Linked DNA regions of Homo sapiens: region 2 is linked to region 1. The links are chromatin loops, found by intact Hi-C in ENCODE. Cell type or tissue: Caco-2. All regions are shown on one strand. Each heading gives the region's core, and the rest is flanking DNA. Links, peaks and the distances in the headings are about the cores only.

The links. Hi-C counts contacts between places; a loop is a spot of excess contacts. Peaks named below come from ENCODE experiments on the same cell type or tissue, not always from the same donor. Only the 100,000 strongest peaks of a DNase experiment are listed, where the experiment ranks them.
Region 2: a loop joins it to region 1, with 10 times the contacts of the local background. A loop is called at or near these places in 1 of 110 quality-filtered maps.

What each region holds. Positions count from the first base shown.
Region 1 is chrX:42,026,430-42,030,830 of GRCh38, reverse strand. No RefSeq gene overlaps it. Among named protein-coding and RNA genes, the nearest start is that of CASK, 110 kb to the right of the region's middle. In Caco-2, for the core only: no CTCF peak of the experiment used is centred there; a DNase peak (open chromatin) is centred at 2,510.
Region 2 is chrX:42,093,855-42,098,255 of GRCh38, reverse strand. No RefSeq gene overlaps it. Among named protein-coding and RNA genes, the nearest start is that of CASK, 170 kb to the right of the region's middle. In Caco-2, for the core only: no CTCF peak of the experiment used is centred there; a DNase peak (open chromatin) is centred at 1,795.

The DNA.
Region 1 (4,401 bases), core at 277-4,276:
CCATCAGGAAGATAAATGAACCTAACAACAGAGCACCAAAATACATGAAGCAAAAACTGACGGAAATAATGAGAGAAGTAGACAATTCAACAATGACAGACAGAGATTGCCATACTTTCTTCTCAATAATGAGCAGAACAACTAGTTTGAAGATCAATGCGAATAGAAGCCTTCAGCAACACCACAAACCAATTAGAACTAACAAACATCTACAGAACACTCTACCTAATAAGGACAGAATACACATTTTTCTCAAACAACTCAAACAAATCAGCAAGAAAAAAAACAAACAATCCCATCAAAAGGTGGGCTAAGGAGATGAATAGACAATCCTCAAAAGAAGATATACAAATAGCCAACAAACATGAAAAAAGGCTCAACATCACTAATGATCAGGGAAATGCAAAGCAAAACCACAATACGATACCACCTTACTCCTGCAAGAATGGCCATAATCAAAAGAATTAAAAAACAGTAGATTTTTGGCGTGGATGCAATGAGCAGGGAACACTTCTACATTGCTGGTGGGAATGTAAACTAGTACAGCCACTATGGAAAACAGTGTGGAGATTCCTTAAAGAACTAAAAGCAGAACTACCATTTGATCCAGCAATCCCACTACTGGGTATCTACCCAGAGGAAAAGAAGTCATTATTCAAAAAAGATACTTGCACATGCTTTTTTACAGAAGCACAATTCACAATTGCAAAATCGTGGATCCAACCCAAATACCCATCAATCAATAAGTGGATAAAGAAACTGTAGTATATATATACATTATATACATATATATATTATATACATATAGATAGATAGATATATAATGGAATACTATACAGCCATAAAAAGCAATGAATTAACAGCATTTGCAGTGACCTGGATGAGACTGGGGACTACTATTCTAATGGAAGTAACTCAGGAATGGAAAACCAAACATCATATGTTCTCACTGATATGTGGGAGCTAAGCTATGAGGACACAAAGGCATAAGAATGATACCATGGACTTTGGGGACTTGTGGGGAAGAGTGAGAGGAGGATGAGGGATAAAAGATTATAAATATGGGGCAGTGTATACTGCTCGGGTGATGGGTACACTAAAATCTCAAAAATCACCACTGAAGAACTTACTCATTTAACTAAATACCACCTGTACCCTAATAACTTCTGGAAAAATTAAAAAATAAAAAAATGTTTTAAAAGAGAGAGCTATGGCCCTATGGACATTTATCATGAGGGAGAGGGGCAGCTCTAGGATTCGTTTATTCATTCATTCATTCAATATGTGTTTACTGAGTGTCTACCAGTTCCAGGCACACTGCAAACTTTTCTAGAATGACTGCCAGGCTTAAGCTGGGTTTCCCAGAAGCAGATCCCTGAGTTGAAGATTCATGTGCAAGAGATTTAATAAGAACTTGCCCTCCAGGGAAGCCAGGAAGGGAGTGGGGGAAGCAAGACAGAGATTGGGAGGAAGCCAAGCAAGAGGGTGATTGCAGGCGAAGTCCCTTGGAGAGGAGTGCATTCTGGCCCCAGGAGGAGAATTCTGGAGTGTAAGTTACACTGCAGAGTTGTCCAGACTTAAGGCAAGGGAGCTGGGCTTTGATACTCCTAGGTGGAACCACCACAGGGTAAGCTTTCTAAATCAGCCTTAACTCTTAACCTATTTACCTTGCTTGATTTAATCTAGTGAGAGACAATTCTACCTCATTGAGTGATTTCCTCTCACCTGCATCCCAAATGCCTCCTTGTTAATCGTCACTATCACTCTTTAAAGTTTTCTTCCCTCCCCTCTCCACTCAATTCAGGCATACCAACTCACTCATTCAACAAGCATTGATGGAGAGCTTGATATGTGCCAGTCATCGAATTAGGAGCTGGAAGTAGGAGAAACAGCAAATATAAATAAGGCTCAAACCCTTACCCAGACAGCTTCTGATGGCACCATGATATATAAAGACCTCTAACTTTGTAATTAGATAGAAAGAGCCCTTTATTTACTGACAGTCTTGGACCAAACCACATAACCTCTCTAAACCTCAGTTTTCTTAATCTGTAACATGAGGATTCTAATTCCTCCCAATAATCTTTGTCTCCAAAGGTTTTTATAGAGATTAAACAATGTATGTAAAGCACCTAACAGTGTCTGGTACATTAAAAGTACACAAAAAGAAGTTTTGTTAATTGTGGAGAGTTTTGGAAAAGTGAGGGAAATGAATTCTCTGTCCTCTTTCAAATAGTTGCAGTAAAACAGCTATAGTATAATGGAAAGATCAGTCAGACTTCGAAGGCCTCGGTTTTGTTCAGCTCCAGTGCTTACCGTTGTCCTTGGACATATAAACTCTGCTTTCCTCATTGGAGTAGATATCTACTAATGGGGTTAGGAGGCTTCCCAGCATCTGATCTCCTTTCCCATAGGGGAGAAGATCCTGTTGTGTGAACCTTGGAGGAAGCAACTACAAAATCCACAAAGCTGCAGACAGGACACAGGCACGTGACCCAGGCTTAGCCAATCAGAGGTCTGAGCCAGCATTTGAGGACTCTGATACAATGGAATCTACCACTTGGTGGGAGCAGTGGGCACAACAACCAGTGGCCCTTGGCAACGGTATTAGCAGAGATAGTTCAAGGTTCACTATTTTTTAAATGTCAGGATACATTCTCTTCTGAAAATGAAGAGAATATCTACTTCACAGGGTTTGGGGAAAATTATGCCAAAATAAAAAACTGATCACAGGACCTGGAGCAAAATAGATGCTTAATAGATGTTTCTTGAGTCTGTTTAGGAGGCTTTCCCAAGTTTTACCAAAAAAGGCTGGTAGTTTCTGGGTTGGCTTCTACCAAAACATAGAATTCCCAAGGACTATTTTATCCAGCTCCCATCCCAGTTATGTATTTCTCTTTGATTGCCACTCCAAGTTCAAAGTACATTTAATTCTGATATGCAGAAGAATTCAGTTCATTATCTCTGGTTAAAAAGTAACTACTTTATCTGGTGCCTTCTGAAAGGCAAGATCAGAGGGTTTTGTAAATACCTTCCTTCCCTCAGTGTAAGGTCTAGGTGAAGGAGAGAAAACTCACAACCAGAGAAATCATCTCAACAGCTACAGTGAAACAGATGGCTAAGTGCTAGATGTAATTTATGTCAGCAAATCTTGTCACAAAAAAGGAATCTCCCGTGGCAATGCTCTGTGCATCCAGGCATTCACTAGGGTCTACTTCATAACCCTCTTCCTTGGCTCTACAAGGTTTTCTTTTGTGAAATCTCTTTCACTGTTTCGGTTTCAACCATCGCCTCCAAGCTGGTGGCCCTCCAAGGCTGCAATGCCACATTGCCAGCCACCTGCTGTACCTCTCCACCTGGTTCCACCTACACTTCTAACTCAATACCTAAAACACTAAATTCATTATCTCCTACCTACCCTGCCCCTTTGCCCAAACAACTCCACTCTGAGTTTCTTATTTTTGCTCAGGATGCCACCATTCTCCCAGTTACCTAGGCTCCAATCCTTGATGTTATTTCTATTCGTTTCCCCTTCTCCTAGAATCTATTCTCTGTGTAGACATTCATATCCATTCACCCCTTTGTTTCCATTCCCACCCTGATTGGGGCCCAAATGTTTTTTATGTCTTGATTACAACAAAGGCTTCCTAGTTGTCCTTTATCATCTCTTTCTTCTAGTCTGGATATGTGCTCTCTCTCCTCCTCACAGACCTTAAATGACTGAACATTGCCTATTGGAGCCGAAAAACATTTATTGCAAACCTAATTGTGCATAACACTATTCTAGGTGTTCTCTGAGATTCGATAATTGAAAGACATAGTCCTTAATTGGAGGGAAAAAACAATTGCCCTTAAATTAAAGATATTTGTGTATTTGTGTTATTTGTGTAAGTGCCTTGAGAGAAGTATACACAAAAAGGTGCACACACATCACATCACATCACATCACATAACGTAACATACTAAACCCTATCAGTGTTCACAGAGAGGGATCAATGGATTTGGTGTAAATTTGAAAACCAAACTTTAAGACTCCATCATTTGCACAACACCTTTGAGGACGATTAGGATTTTGACAGGAGAGTTCAGTAAAAGGGCATCAAGGGAAAAAAGATCATATTAGGAAAAATCTTGGGGTGGGGGCATGCAGGAGAGAATTTCAAGGAACTACAAGGAGTTCAGTCAGGATGAAACAAAGGGGACTGACCAAAAGATGAGCTGGGGAAACAAGGTAAAGCCCCAATGATAGTGGGCTTTGAGTGCCAAGTTGTGAGATTTATACTTCACTTCCTCTACATTATGTGGTAGGTTTGGAGCATTTTGCTTGTTTTTAAAGAATTGAATATTTTTAGGCTGGGTGTGGTGGCTCATGCCTGTAATCCCAGCACTTTGGGAGGCCAA
Region 2 (4,401 bases), core at 138-4,137, 68 kb before region 1:
AACCATCCTCTTTTACATATTGTCAAGTCCTCAAAAAACCTGCCAGGAGAACCTGTTACAGTACCATGCAAAGCAGTTGAGGGGTATCCTGATCAGACTCACTGCGGTAAGGAAGAACACCATCTTGACAGTCTTAGTAGTGTCTCAGAAGGGGTAAGTTGGAAGTATCTTTATAGAGTTTTAGGGCCTGAGCTGGGTGATTTTAAGGTGAGTTTTACAAGGTGCAAAACTAGGACTGGGCCGAGTTTACGACATACTAGCTTTGGATTGGTGGGCACAGGAAAGACTTGAACGAGTCTTTATGAGTAAGCTGTTAGTCTTCATAGGTGAGTTATTTTAGTTAGTTAACAGTCTTATCTTCTAGGAACTATTATTTCCTAGAGCAAGTAGCTTAAGTTATTTTTGTTTGTTCTCAGTATTTTTTAACATGGGAACAGGAACATATGCCTGGTCTCAGTATTGTTAAACACAGGAACGGAATTTATGTTGATTTCAGCTTTCAACATAAGGAAACCAAGGCAGAGAGGAGTTAAATAACTAGCTCAGAAGTGAGCAGCTGGTAACAGAGCTAAAGTTTAACCTAGAGCCCCTGACTACAAGTCCAGGGCTTGCTCACCACCCGCTACCCCATTACACACACACACACACACCAAACTGCCGGAATTACTTTCTCTTAAAATGAAAAACTTACAATATAATCACATCGCAGAAAATTTGGAATAAAGGATAGCTCAAATCCCATCACCATATCAACTGTATTTCCTTCCAGTTTTTCTTCATAAATAGTGATTTTGTTTTTGTTTTGATTCTGTAGTGTTCATTTACTTTCTCTCTACAATTTTTGTTTCTCCAAAGCTTTCTTGAGCAAAATGTGTGCTTTTTCCTGGCTCCCCTTTGTGCTTCTCCACCATCAAGGAAGAGTCTCTGCTTTTGTTGAAAAAGTTCCAGGCATTTCCAAACAGGCTGGGGACCACTAAGATTCTGCTAGAACTATCTAGTCTGAAAGAGCAGTTTTAACAGGCATAGGCCCCACAAAATTGTTCTTCCCACTGGCTCAGCTTGAGGGGCTCAAGACTCTTCAGGCAACTGACCACTGATACTGAGGCAATGTCATTTGGTTCTCAGTCATACCCACACTTCATAATATAGTTGTCCATCCCTCCATATCCACAGGGGATTGGTTCCAGCACTCCAAGAGAATACCAAAATCTGTGGATGCTCAAGTCTTCTACATAAAATGGTGCAATATTTGCATATAACTTACACACATCCTCCCATATAGTTTGAATTATCTCTAGATTACTTATAACACTTAATACATTATAAATGCTATGTAAATAATTGTTATACTATATTTTATTTGGATTTTTTTTACTGTTGTATTGTTATTGTCAACTGAAGAACCACAAGGTTTATAAATTTGGAAAGGAGAGCTGTATTTCTCATAAAGGGTTGCAGCCTGCAGGCTGGCCATGCCACAGGCTGGGATGCGTAGCTTCCAGTAAAAGCTGAGAGCAAACACTTTGAGGGAGGGAAGGATAAGAAAGGAATTTGTGCTGGATGGGTTGTGTAAGTATACATATTTAATAAGCTGTAGGAGGATTTATGAATATTTATGAAAGAAGCATGCATATATCCAATCGAATTTCATGCCTCTTCATGGGTCACATGTACAAAAAATGGTGTGTTAGCATGATCAGAGGGTGGAGTTCTCAGCCTTCTGATGTCAAAAGGTGAAGCAGAGGACGTGAAAACCCTCACTGTACGTCATTTGTAGACCGGCCGGAACCACTCCATGATCGGTGGCCTCTTATCAGGAAGGAATGCTGGTCAGTTGCTGTGTTGAAACCACAAACGGGAAGGAAAATCTGGTCACTGCCCCAGATACTTGGCTAAGGATGATAAAGGAATGAGTCGTCCATTTCTGATTTTCCACCACTGATTTCTGCTTACTCTTTAGGAAAGAATTTGGGTTAAAAATTAATAAGAAAAAGGCCTATTGAGGCATGTCTTACCTCCTATCCTTTCATGGCCAGGAACTCCACTTTTCAGGTTTCTCTGGGATTCCCCTTAGCCAAGAGGAGGTCTGTTCAGTCAGTTGGGGGTCTTAGGATTTTATTTTTATTTCTCATTATTTTTTTCAAATACTTTTGATCTGCAGTAGGTTGAATCTGCTGATATGGAACCATCAGGTACAGAGGACCTACTGTACTCTTTTTCATTTCTGTGTGCTTTTGCCTTATCTTTCTCCACTCCCTTCTCCCTGCTCTTTGCAGAGGCCTTCCAAACCCTTCCACACATTTTATCTCACTTCTTTGGTGATTCTCAGTCCAGTAATCAGCAAGCCCTTTGCTAAAATTATGATCACATTCCACAATGGGAGCATGTAAATGATAATTTATTCACAATATTCTCATTTTCAGTAAAGGGGTTCCTGAAAGGTTATAAGACAAATCACTATTAACCTAATCATATTGTGAAAGGAAAATAAATCTTGGGGCCCCAAAATCACTATGCTAAAGGGAAAAGTTAAGCTGGGAACTGGGAAAAACCTGTCTCCCATTTTATTATAAATGCATATCTAATTGCCTCCTTTGGAGAGGCTAATCAGAAGCTCAAAAGAATGCAACCATTTGTCTCTTGTCTACCTATGGCCAGGAAGCTCCCTCCCCACTTCGAGTTGTCCCCCGTTTTCTTCGAGTTGTCCCGCCCTTCCAGACCGAACCAATGTTCATCTTACATATGTTGATTGATGTCTCATGTCTCTCTAAAATGTATAAAAAAAAATTGTGCTCTGACCACCTTGGACATGTCGTCAGGACCTGCTGAGGCTGTGTCACAGGTGCACGTCCTCAACCTTGACAAAATAAACTTTCTAAATTAACTGAGACCTATCTCAGATATTCGGGTTTCACATTTTGGTAACGATGGAGGGATTCCGGGTGGAGGTACCCCTGACCTTTGACAAATCTGCTATCAGTGCTTGGTACCAGCATGAGCTAACTTTATGGCTCAAACCAATAGGACAATTTGCTGAGGTCTGGGAGCACTTACTCCAGAAAATCCCTGATCTCCCAAAATTTGATTGAAATCAAAAGTTTATTTTGCTGTATAACCCCTTTTTTTTGGATTTTTACTTGCTTCCAACAAGAAAGGCAAGCTTTTCAGCTTCCATAATGATGGAAGGCAGGTAACTCCTTTATGGAGTTTGAGCTTGCTCCCGGCAGGGAGGACGAGTTTGAGGTTTTTTTCCTGCTTCTAGGATGGTAGAAAGCAGCCTTTAGCCTGAGACCCATCCCTAGGTAAGTAGCAGAATTGGGGTTTTGTCTTGGCTAAAGTTTAACAACCAGCTGGTCTTAATTTCCCCTTACCATTACAGCGCTCAGTGATCATATTGTTGGGGGTATTTTTATTGTTTGTTCCGGTCTTTCTCCCATCAGATTTGACTAACTCTACCTGACTTGGTCAAATCCGAGTGAGAATTCCAAATTATGAGTAACAAATCCTCTCTAATTTGGCTAAAACTCCTTGCAGCTGCAAAAGAGGGAAAAAAATGCACTTGGTTTCTGTATTTGCTTCCTGTCTTAAAAAACAACAAATGTTCTTTCGTTTACTTTTCTTCCACCCTATACCGCCTTCCCCGTTTGCCATCTGCAGTACCAAAAAATTTAGAGAAGGCTTCTAATGATTCGAACCCCTTTAAATGAATCAGAACAAATGCCCCACTCACCCCTTTGGGGGAGTTCTGCTTTCTTTGGAGTTTCAAGAGTCATGGGCAGATTCTTCTTAGGTCTAAAGTTCTGTTTTCCTGTATTGCATAACCCGACCTCTTTAGGGATACCAGAGATTACCTTGTACTGTGAGAGGATTTGAGTTTGGTGTGTGTAATAGCATACGAGAGCTACAAATTTAGGGGTGGCTGAGCACAGTTTACAGGAAGTGGTCTTGGCTGTTGTTTTTTTTCTTTTCTCCTAGGAAGTTGTTTAAGGATCTTAATTCTAGTTCGAAGATACATTCTAAAGGGTCTTCCCTATTGCTTTTTCTCCCCAAATTAATTTCATTTTGGCTTGTCTGTGTGCATTTGCATGAGGAACAGAACAGTTGTTTTCATCGGTAAATGAGAGACAGTTTTCTCAGCTCGGAAGAGAAAGGGCATTTTTCTCCTCCCAGCCAAAAGGTGCCCCTGGGTGACCAGGGACCTCATGGGAGTGTCTGGGGGGTTGACCCCCCTGTGACATGCAGCAGCCCTACAGGGAAATTCCCAACAAAAATTACTGTTTTAAAAAATAGCTCATCCAGGAAACGCATATAAGGGCTAATCAGCTGGCATTCTGAGCCCTCTCAGAGGTCACAGACCTCGGGAGAGAGAAACTGAAACACGTAAAAGGGTGGAAACGACTC